Linked DNA regions of Homo sapiens: region 2 is linked to region 1. A link is a loop called in an ENCODE intact Hi-C map of the cell type or tissue named here. Cell type or tissue: B cell. All regions are shown on one strand. Each heading gives the region's core, and the rest is flanking DNA. Links, peaks and the distances in the headings are about the cores only.

Region 1 (8,612 bases), core at 2,617-5,116:
TGAGAGCTAACTACCATTAGAGTTTGGAAAAACAATATATCTATTTCTTACATTGCCCAAAGCAGATATTTCTTAAACTATGTGTTTCATGACTTGTAATGTAAAATGTGTAACATAAAATGTTTATGTAGAAAACACATAAAAGAAGAAAAAACATTATCCCAAACCCTAATGCAAACACTAAGGATATTTGAGCATGTTTCTGTCAAGTCTCTGTTTCTCCCTGTGAATCAATAACTTTAAACAGATCTACCCAAGCCAGTGCCTGTTAAAAGACAATGTGGAAAAAACACTTGACGCTCCGGACAATCTTTTGTCTGCAAGAGCCTTGCAGGAGTCAATCTACAGCAGCCTTCTAAGCCTTCTAAGGAACAGCATGCATTTGCACGATGCACTCCCAAACCTGCATTGGATTAACCAAAAGACAGTGCTAACCAATTCTGTTAAACTCATCATCACTTCAGAATAATAATTGGTGGTTTCTTTGTTGGCTCCTAATCTAACCTAATTGAGTGTTCAGAGAAAAACATTTCAAAGCAGCTTTGTGTATGAAGAAAAGAGGCTTCTAACACAAACCACCCCACTTACAACTGGGGGTTGTCAGCCTTGAGCACGTGTTTCTCCTGTCACCAGCCAATCTGTCATAGGTCTAAGTAAACTCAGAGCCACAAATGCTAAAAAGCAATTGGCATTCCAAGTTTTAAATGTGAACCTGCAGCATTTGTATATAAATATTGTCTCTGCAATTGCCAAAGTGGATTGACAAGCAATGGGCACCTCTATCCCTAAATATTATTCTATTTATCACAATAAAACACCCAGGATTCTTGTGAGTGAGTGACTGTCTGTGAACGGCCCCCAGGTAGTGATCAAAACCTATAGGGAAGTTAGAAAACCCTCACCCAGGAGCCAAGCATCTCTAAGGCCAACTTGGATTGGAGCTGGGCCCTGCACCGAAGCCTCCTGTTTATTCAGTGGTTCCTGATGCCTCCAAGACCAGTCTCACTATAGTCAGACATCACTCAGGATCCACAAGAGCTGCATTTACATACAACAGCCACCTGAGTTTACAGAAAATGTCCGTCGTTAGGAGAGCTCTTGAGTCTTGAAAATTAATTTAAGTGCTAGTGAAGGAGCAGGCAAGACGTAGTCACAGCAAGACGGTCCTGCTTGCCGCCTCTTAGGGGACGAAACACCCCTCAAGCGCATCTCATGGTAGCAGGGTCTTCAGAGCCATTCATTTTGTAATTAATGAGAAAATAGCTAAATATTGCAAAGGGGCAAATGAAGCTTAGCTATGCCACTCCTTCTAGACCTAAGTCGGCCAAAGGAAACGATCTCTTTAGTCAGGATATAGCAGTGGAAATGACCTAACAACCCAATCACCAGCTAAAAGCACCTCTTTATAAGACTGTCTTCTTGCCTAAAAGCCATACTGCACAGAACCCAGCAGGAGTGTTAAGGGTGCCGGCCAGGGCCATTACTCCAAAGGTTCTTCCTCCACTGCCTGAAGGGGCTTTAGCTTGTTTTGAGCCAGGTTGTTTAAGGCCCTAGAATAATCAGTTTCTAGTTAAGTGGGTTGACCTTAGCTTGCCTTAGAATTACCTCCCCTAAAGAGATCAGAGCCAGGACATTAGCAAAATGTACAGCAGTCCAACAAAAGAGCAATAAAACTGTAATCAGGTTATTCTAGTCTCTAAAAGAGGCCCATCTAATAAAATCTTCAATGACTTAAACAACACTCCCTAGATATAAACAGCTACTAAGTCCCCTGGACGTTTTGAAAATTATTTCTGTTTATTTGCAAAGTTGAATCAGGAATTCCATTGATTTTGAATTTAAGCCATCTCTCCATGGCCTTGAGCACTGTCTTTTATCAAAACTTTGACAATTTTAACTTCTCTGAAAAGACTGAGACTATTTTTTAGTGTCTCTCTCAATTCCATTTTTTCAGTGTCTCTCCCTCTCTCTAAATTCTACTGGGGCGTGTGTGTGTGTGTGTGTGTGTGTGTGTGTGTGTGTGTGTGTGTGTGTGTTTCTGGGGGTTAGTTTTGCTCCTAAGAATTATTCTTTTTTAAAAGTTCAGATGGAGTGATTCTAAGGTTCTTCTTGTCAACCTCAGTGAACTGTTCACACTTAGATTCTGTTACTTCATTTACATTTTTCTAATATGTGGTGTTTTCAGCTTGTGACTAGATCACCCCCATCTGGTGAGTGCATTCAGCACTTTCTGATATGCTGTCTTGGACTATGTACATACTATGTATACCACAGTAAATTGAGCCACAGTGTGCTGCGAGCTCTGGCAAAGCCCAATAACCTCTAAGGGAAAATGGGCCAGAAACAGGAAGCAAGAATGGAGAATGTGGTGTGGCAAATGAAGAATGATGATTCCTAGGAGGCTCCTCTCTGGACATGCAGCAGTCTGGTTCCTTCTAGTTAGCTGGAAGCACTGCCCCAAAGAACAAACAGAAAAGGAACTATCTGTGCCCTTAGGCAAAATCACCTAATGTCCCTGAGAATCTGTTCCATTTCCTCTCAAGACAATGAGAATGTTAGACTAATTTATATCCATCATTCCTTCTAGCTCTGATGTCCTGAGTCTATAAATGACTGGCCCCTTCCTTCAATCAAGAAATAACCTCACTACACCCAGCTGTGGGAGAGAATAAAAATCCAAGACTTCCCAAAGGCTGAGCTGAGAGCAAAGAGGCTGCTTCTCTCGTGGCCCAGCCTCGCTCTCTGCAGGTCCCCCAGCTCACACTGTACGGCCCACAGACCTCCATCTGCTTGACCAGCCTGCTGCGGTCATCTTTGAGGTGACTCTTGGCTTCCAGCTCATACTCCAGGTCCTTCAGCGTCTGCTCCAGAAGCTGCCTTTTTGTGAGTGCTTCATCCTGAGCTCTCTGGTAGTCCCGTAACTCTTCCTCCATCAGACGCATCTAGGAGGAGAGACAGCTGGGATGGTTTTCTGGGGTGCATCAAGAGCATAGAGACCTCCACAGACAGTGCACAGGCTGACCCCACCAAAAGGAAGATCAGCTGGACTCCCACAATATGGGAGATCAGAAGACCTTGAGCAAGTCCTACCTCCCTCTGGGCCTTACTTTCCTTTTTGTAAAAAGAGGAGGTTTTCCAGCTACAGGCAGCAACCTATTAGGTTACAAATTCTATTTGGTAGATATTGACCAGCATTTTTTAATTAAATAGAACAGAAAAAAATAGCAGAGTATTAGCAAATATTGATTTGCAAATCTTTTGTGCTAGACATTCATATATTTGTGCAGATGCGTGTATTCCTGGGTTGCAAGATATAGTTTTTTTTTGTCTTTTTTTTTTGAGATGGAGTCTTGCTTTGTTGCCCAGGCTGGTGTGCAGTGGTGCGATCTTGGCTAACTGCAGCCTCCATCTCCTGAGTTCAAACAATTCTCCTGCCTCAGCCTCCCAAGTAGCTGGGATTACAGGTGCATGCCACCACACTGAGCTAATTTTTGTATTTTTAGTACAGATGGAGCTTCACCATGGTGGCCAGGCTGGTCTCGAACTTCTCAACTCAGGTGATGCCCGCCTCAGTCTCCCAAAGTATTGGGATTGCAGGCATGAGCCACCGTGCTCAGCTGAATGCAAAATGTCGTTTTTACTAGGTCATGTTAAAACCTCTCGAGAGCCCCTTAACTAAATACATGTTTCCCAGGGGGTAATTTATTGTCTACCTGTATCACTGTCACCTCAAAAGAGGTTTCAACTCAGTGAAAAAGAACACACAACTGAATTAATGACCGCAAAGCAACCTACTGGCAAAAAACCTAACAACATACACAGGCACATTAGGGAAAGCCACTGCTTTGTAGAAGAACATGATTAGCTAGCTTAATTTATAATGTTGTTGTTTTTTCCATCCACAAGGTGGCACTCAACTAACAGCTTTGAAGAAAGCGCAACAGACAAAACAGCTTGATTCACAAGGGCCAGTCAGTGTCTTGAACTTCTCTAGAAGCTCCCTGGGGAGACCAGCCAGCTCAGGGCACAGTAGGTCTTCCTTAAACATCTGTGTGGGCTGATCTGGTGAAGCCGCAGGCTGTCTGCTTTGTTCTAAGTGTCCTACCCTCTTGGAGTTGGTACTAGTATTGAGTAGAGCTAGTCTCATGAATAGAATAATACACCAGGGGGTCTGTTTCCTTCAGAGTATATGAAAGTGAATGGCCATCTCCGCTACAGAATGCCACCCTTCTGCAGTGTCTGGCACAGAAGAGTTGGAAAGCCCCAGTAGTTGAGGACAGCTTTGGAGAACCCGTGGAAAAGCTTGAGGAAATGTGTTCTTCTCTGGGAGGCTGACAGGAGCACTGGGCATTTCTAAGAGAACAGCCTAGCCTTGAAGATGACATCTCCAGATGAAGACCCACATCTGGTTTTAGTGGTTACCATGACAGAAAGTACATGAAAGCACAGAATGAAAATCACCCCATGGAAAACAGTGATGGGACATTTTCTGGATACAGAGGATGTGCTATATTCCAGAGCGTTAAAAAAACAAAAAACAAAAACGCTCTATGACTCAGTTTCCTCATTCACAAAATTGGGATAATTATAAAATCAGCCTTCTAAAGCTATTATGAGAATCAAATGAGATGATACCCAGAAAGAACATGAGTGTGAGGGTCAGAAAGAATGACAGGCAAATGTGCAGCCTGCGTTTCCTTCCTGTCCCCCTTCCCAATGCCCAGCGTGCCCTCCTCCACTGCTCAGCACAGCCCCACCTTCCACACCCAGCAGGTCCCTCCTAACACCCGGTAAGGGCCCCATCATACTCAGAGTCCTTGACGAGGGCCGGCAGAAGAGATTAACTAGCATGGTGTCTGTGAACAATGTATCCTGAATCATAAGCAAGCAAACAACTTTTGAACTTCCTAGTGCTACCTTTAAGTAGTTAAAATCACCCTTTGCTAAAAGAGATGTAGAAAATAAACTGAACAATGGTAATCACTAAGTCTCGATTCTCTAAAGATCATGCTTATCAGAGGTAGAATGGGTGAAAAATGCCTATTTCTCTCAAAGCAAAGGCAGCCACTATTACAGCACTTAGAACGGACTCCTGTAGCTTTTGGGGTTTTTTTTTAACCAAGATCTTCAACCAGCTCAATCAAAACACAAGCAGAGGGGCAGTGAACAGAGTTGAGCCTGAGTTTTTTAAGGATCCAGAGAGACCTTGGCTTGTTAATTCACTTTTGTTTTAAACAACTCCATCACTCTACCAACTTAGTCAAGGGTGGTATCTCACTGCAGTTTCCCTGCAGAATGATGAGGTGTCCATGTCTGTTGCTCACATGGAAACAGTGTCTCACAGGGCTGCATCAGTGAGAAAAATCCAGGAAGGGCCATCTTTATTTTCCTTGCAAGGAATCCTTTTTTTTTTTTGTTTTGGAAGGACTGCTCTTTTATAAACAATACTGGTCTCCATCTGGCCTTAACTAGTCTCTCTGGACCTCAGTTTCCTTATCTAACTAGAGGATCTCTATGTTTCTTTCCAACCCAAGGATTCTATCATAAAAATCATTATATAAAACGCAACGGGAAGTACTTTTCAGGGGTCATTGTGACACTGTGATCTTCTGAAGTCAAATCAGACCAGGTGCTTGTTGGTGTTCTGGCAGATACCTGAATCCTTCTGCCTCTGTGCTGTAGTAATGAATGTGATTTTTTTTTTTTTAATACCAAAGAGAACTGTGATGTCAGTGCGCTAATTTCACTGCTTACTTGGAGTCCTGTATCACATAACCCTGAGCCAAAGGGGATCCATTATCAGGGGCCTTTCAAGAGTGTTCTAGAAGCCTGCAATAAATATCTATTGTTCTTTTACACAGTTTCAGCACTGACTCATGGGTGACTTTTCTTTGATCATCAAAGAAATTAAAGTTTGTTTTTTAAAGAAAAAAATGTTTTCCTGTGGAATCTTGGTGCTCTCGGCACTGTTCATGAAAAATAAGCCCCTAAAATTAAAGAAAAGGAAATTAATATTTATGAAGTGTCCGGGATGTACAGACTCGCTGCTACACAGTCTCACATATTAACTCATTTAATTAAGTCACTAATATTTGGTATATTTTTAAAGAGGTAGAAACATATGCTCAGAAAACTGGGGTTAAGTTGCTCAAGGTGACCCAGTTGGCAAGAGGTATAGCTAGAAATCAGCATAGGCTGTGCTTACATTTTGAAGCCTCCGGCTTTCCATTAAAACAATCAAAAACATCCCCTTTCTTTTTCTCAGTTCTTGAGAGGCCAAGCCTGAAGGGAGCTAGCATTTGGGTTTCTTTGCTCAATTATTCTTAAATATAAAACGAATGTTTTAATCATTTCAATACTCATAAATTCCTGAGGATTTCTTTTACTCGCCATTATTGTTGTTGTGAAACTCTTGTCCGCCACCCTCATGCCAATAAAAGTCTGTATTTTCAAAAATCAATGGCCAAAAAACAGTCAGTTACTGTAATCCCTATTCTAGGATTAAATTAAAACATGAAAGCATATAAATAAATCATCTGGACACAGCTGGGCACATCATGGCTGCTCCATAAATGGCAGCTAAACATTTTAGGCAAAAAATTATAGATTCATCAAGAAAATGGTCAGGTTAAAGCTGTGTCCATTTAGCCTCACAGTCCGCCGGTGGGTCCTTTGTGCTCCAGAATGCCATTTGCCCACGGAACCCATCCAGAAGGTGAAGAATGAAGAGTCAAGCACCAAAGCTGTCTCACGAATCTACCCCCAAGTCCCTCACAGAAGACTTTCAGGGCAAAGGATACTTTGAATAAGGGATAAAGGAAGAACTTATCTGGCCAGGCATTACCTCATCCTGCATTTTCATGGCTGTCAGTCGGGACTTTTCTGCCTCCAGCGTTTTCTCCTTCAACTGTCTTTGCATTTCTGCGAGCTCCCTGCGGTTTTTCTCCTTATACTCATCCAGCTGGTTCTGGAGCTCCAGGGTTGAGGTACGGGAGGCCTCAACAATGTCTGCCATCTAGAAGAAGTGACACGGGTGTGAGCCCACCCTGGGATGCTCTGAGACCAGGGTCTGGGTCCCATTTCAACACACAGCACATCTCCTCTTCTCCCTTTCTTCTATGGCCCCCTCAAAGATGGCCCAGCACCTGATCCTGAGTCAGCCAGGTGTGGGCACCTGTGACTTGGAAGCAGCATGGAGGAGTGAGCAGGCACGTCCTTTGGAGCCAGGCACACAGCCTCAGGGTCCTAGGGCTGCTGTGCCACTTACCAGTACATGACTGGGGCACGTCGTTAACCTCTCTGGGCCCTGGCCATGTCCACACTGGAAACACCGAAATCATATCTACCTTACAGGGTTGTTGTCAGAATTAGTATCCACAGATACAGATAAAATTTTATCAGCAGATACAGATAAAATTCTAGTTAGAAACAAAATAGTTAGTAAAGTGCCTGGTACATAATACATGTCAGAAAACAGCAGACACTCGTGTCAACTCCCAGAATACAGAAAGCCTGCCAGCTTTGTGCCTTTACCCCTTCTGGGTATGGTGGGGCAGACATAAAGAGAAAGAGCAGCAGCTACTGAGCTCTGAAGCTGCCTTTCACACTCCTGGACAAGCAATAGAGATGCAAAGGTAGAGACTCTGCACAGAGATGTCGATTCTGATTCACTCAACATTGGTTCCATCTGCACTGACACACAGCCTTCTTCTACTAACTGTTAAGAGGTGATTCTGGTGCCCAGAATCCAGAGGGTACTGGCATTAATGTTTTCTAGACCAGTGTCTATCTTTTCAACAAATCCAAAGAGCTGCCTCTTGGGATCTGCAAATCCCTGACACTTTTGTGCTTAGACCTACTGCAGGTTTCCCAGGCTTTCACCAGACCCTCAGAGGGGACTGGGTCCAACAAAGACATCTGGCCCTACTTCCTCTTTCCTCCTCCAGCCCCTCACCTCCTTCTGCAGTTTCTCAATGGTTTTGCCCAGGTGCCACCGCTCATTCTCCATCTCGTTCTTCAACCTTCTTAGCTGCTCCTTCTGCTCACTCTCCTCTTTGAGCTTCTCAGACAACTGCTTCTGCTCCTGGGTAGTCTGACTCAGATTTCCCTGCAAATGGCAGGGAAAGGACAGTGCTGTCACCTACTAACCAGGTAGCCACAGGAACGGGTGGCACAGGGAACTTCATAGTCACACTGCAAAGCAATCAGATCTGTTAAATCCGTGATGAGGAAGAAGATCAAAATAAAGCTGTCAGAGATAGAAGGGCATTGTTGGTTCTGAAATTCAAGGACCAAATAGGAAAGTTGACTTACCCAAAAACATCCACAGGAATGAAGGGGCAGACAAACAACGTGCTACAGAAATACATGGCCAAGGCTGCTGGTGGTGGGAATTCAGGATGGTGTCTGAAAACCTGAATGTTCATGCTTGAAATTCGAGGTCAAGTTATACATTACAACAATCTAAACCTACTTGGCAATTTATATCCTGTGACACACAGCATCACACCTAATGTTCCAGTATTTACTATGCTATGCAGATGGTTCTTACAGTTAGAATAACTAAAAATGAATCGCTAAGAGAACACTACCCCACAGAACAAAGGTCCATT
Region 2 (2,500 bases), core at 1-2,500, 310 kb after region 1:
ACCTTGTAAAGAGATGACATGTGAGTGAATGCTGTCTCTCAAATGTGCAGTATTTTAGTTAGCCTTGCTAATTAAGTCAGACATCAAAATTCCAGGTTTTATATCTGAACATTATATTGCAGACTTCTCTGGTAGTATATGCTACTTTGTAAATATGTTCAGAAAGTTGTTATTCTGGTTTTTCTAATATCCTCACATTTTAGAAAATTTACTTCTGCAAGAAAGAAATCAAGAATATAAAACTCCAGTGAAATAATGCATCATTTTCAAACCAATCCACTAGCATTCAATGCATATTATTTAAAGTTAATAGTGTTATTGATCTAAAATCAATAGTGCATCTTTTAATTCAACAATCACTCCCATCTTGCTGATAACCCAGTCTATCAGTAAAAAGCCTTCTAATTACTATCTTTCCACTGTATGAAAATCTTAAAAATCAAAGACTTGATTTTTGTGATCTTTACTCAAGTGGCACTCCATGAAAAAAACTGTTCCAATTAAGCCTCAATTGTGATTACCAAAATCTTAACCAAACCAATAACCAGTGGATATTAAAGATTAGTCTGAGTACTGGTAAATAACTTATTTGGATATCAACACATATAAATATACACTTCTCAACACAATGTAAAGACACATGCTAAAATTCATAAAATAGCGTCTGTCTCAGATACAGGATATCAGATGTCATACTGTTTCTTTACAAATATCTCAAGTCTAAATTGAGTTTTAGAAATGCTTAATGATTAACAAAACAGAAAACACCTACCTATATAGCCAATGGAAACAATCACCTCTGTAAACTGCATTTTTAAGGCAAAAGAACAATTAATTTCCTTTTGACAACCATACGACTATAATGAGGATATGTAAAAACAGCCATACCTCCTGGAGAAGAAAGCAAATAAATCTCTTTCTGAGGTGAATAAATTGTATCCCTCCGACATCAACATGAACAGAACTGACAGATCATACAAAGCTTCTAAAAGGCAATCATTAGATAACCCTTCAAATGAGACAGAACTATATAATTACTGAGAATATGTAAAATCTGAAGCAAATTGCACGTTTCTTTTGATCACAAACTCACAACGACAAAGCAGTTTTCTTTGAAAAATTAAAGAGGGGGGGTCCCCCTGCCCCTGCATCTCTTGGCTGTCCCTTTCTTTCCCCTTTCCTTCCCTACGTGAATTGCAGTTTGTCACTTCTCATTTACCACTTGAAGTAACACAGTAAGAGAATCATTAACTATGTTGCAACTTGATAATTTTCCTGCAGATGGCTCCATAATCAAAGGACTGCCTAAAGGTGTGTGTATGCACACATTAAAAAAAACAATGAGGATGACCCTCAGGTTTTTAAATTCCTTAAGAAACCAGCACTTCTGAAGAGCTTTCAAGACTGACACAAGGCTTTGCGCTATTGACTCGTTAGGCAATCTAACAACAAAACAAAACTGTAGGCAAACAAAGCTATCATTCAAAATCATCTGTAAAGCTAAATAATTTTTGTGAACATGATGTCTTGGGTCAAATTAGCTGTCTCTTAAAGAAAGTGCCACCCGTTTTTTTGTTTCTTCTTTTGGCCTGTGCGATTTTTTTTTCTTCTGAACTGGAAGACATCAGATCCTTTCAATTTATGAGAAATGGAACAGCACCAAGATATTCTATTCTATTTTAAATTCATTTTTTAAAAGACCAGAAGTTAACATCTGCATCTTAGCCCAGAACCATTTCAAAAATCTGCAATCCAAAGCTGTAAGTAACTTATACATTAAGTTATTTTTTGGTCCCCAATCTATATTTTTGTTTCAGTAAAAATTCTTGCTAGTGGTAGTAATTTTTTAATACTTCTTGCCTCTAAATAAATGTTGAGTCTACCAAAACATCCTCCCTCACATTTGTGACAATAAAGTAAAAAAGCAAAGCTAATTTTTGCTATATTCACTGGAAGAAATCATACAGATCTTGAATTTATGAAAAGACGTATCTTTTAAGAATGGTTTCTTATTAGTAAATTCTGGTGACCATTCTTAACAAAAGCCAAAAAATACTTCACTTTGAAAAGACATCTAAGAAGAGTGACATCAACAGGGAAAAAGATGGGAAATGGTGTCAGTCATACATTTTCAACAAAGAACAACGCAAAACAAGCAGTGCTTGACCAGTATTTGGTTATGCTTCACTATTCCTAACAATGACAAGTGTCCCTAAACAGACACTGGGAAACAGATATAAAACTTGGAAGAAATTTGTTAAGCTACTTGTTCTATGTAGCAGTAGCACATGTGTATGCAGTAGGGCAGAAGTATTCTCCCTATCATTCATTAGTATTCTATGTAATATAAGATGGGCTACTCAGGTCCCAGAAAACTGTGGAGTTATATCATGTAACGCGAAAGAGCACTAAACTGGGAGTCAGGAGACAGGGATCCAGGTTTCAGCTCTGCCTCTCAGGAGGCAAGAGAGCTTAGGGTAGGTCGTTGACTCTCCCTGAG

Evidence for each region. Hi-C counts contacts between places; a loop is a spot of excess contacts. Peaks named below come from ENCODE experiments on the same cell type or tissue, not always from the same donor. Only the 100,000 strongest peaks of a DNase experiment are listed, where the experiment ranks them.
Region 2: a loop joins it to region 1, with 24 times the contacts of the local background. A loop is called at or near these places in 2 of 110 quality-filtered maps.

What each region holds. Positions count from the first base shown.
Region 1 is chr15:57,522,984-57,531,595 of GRCh38, reverse strand. CGNL1 (cingulin like 1) reads right to left here. Exons shown (of 19, transcript NM_032866.5): 11 at 7,955-8,107; 12 at 6,845-7,015; 13 at 2,781-2,942. Among named protein-coding and RNA genes, the nearest start is that of GCOM1, 65 kb to the left of the region's middle. RefSeq lists an enhancer at 3,723-4,306. In B cell, for the core only: CTCF peaks have their summits at 3,691 and 3,893 (motif pointing right); a DNase peak (open chromatin) is centred at 3,965.
Region 2 is chr15:57,212,785-57,215,284 of GRCh38, reverse strand. The region is part of intron 8 of TCF12 (transcription factor 12); the gene reads right to left. Among named protein-coding and RNA genes, the nearest start is that of SNORD13D, 65 kb to the left of the region's middle. In B cell, for the core only: CTCF peaks have their summits at 1,071 and 1,277 (motif pointing right); a DNase peak (open chromatin) is centred at 1,274.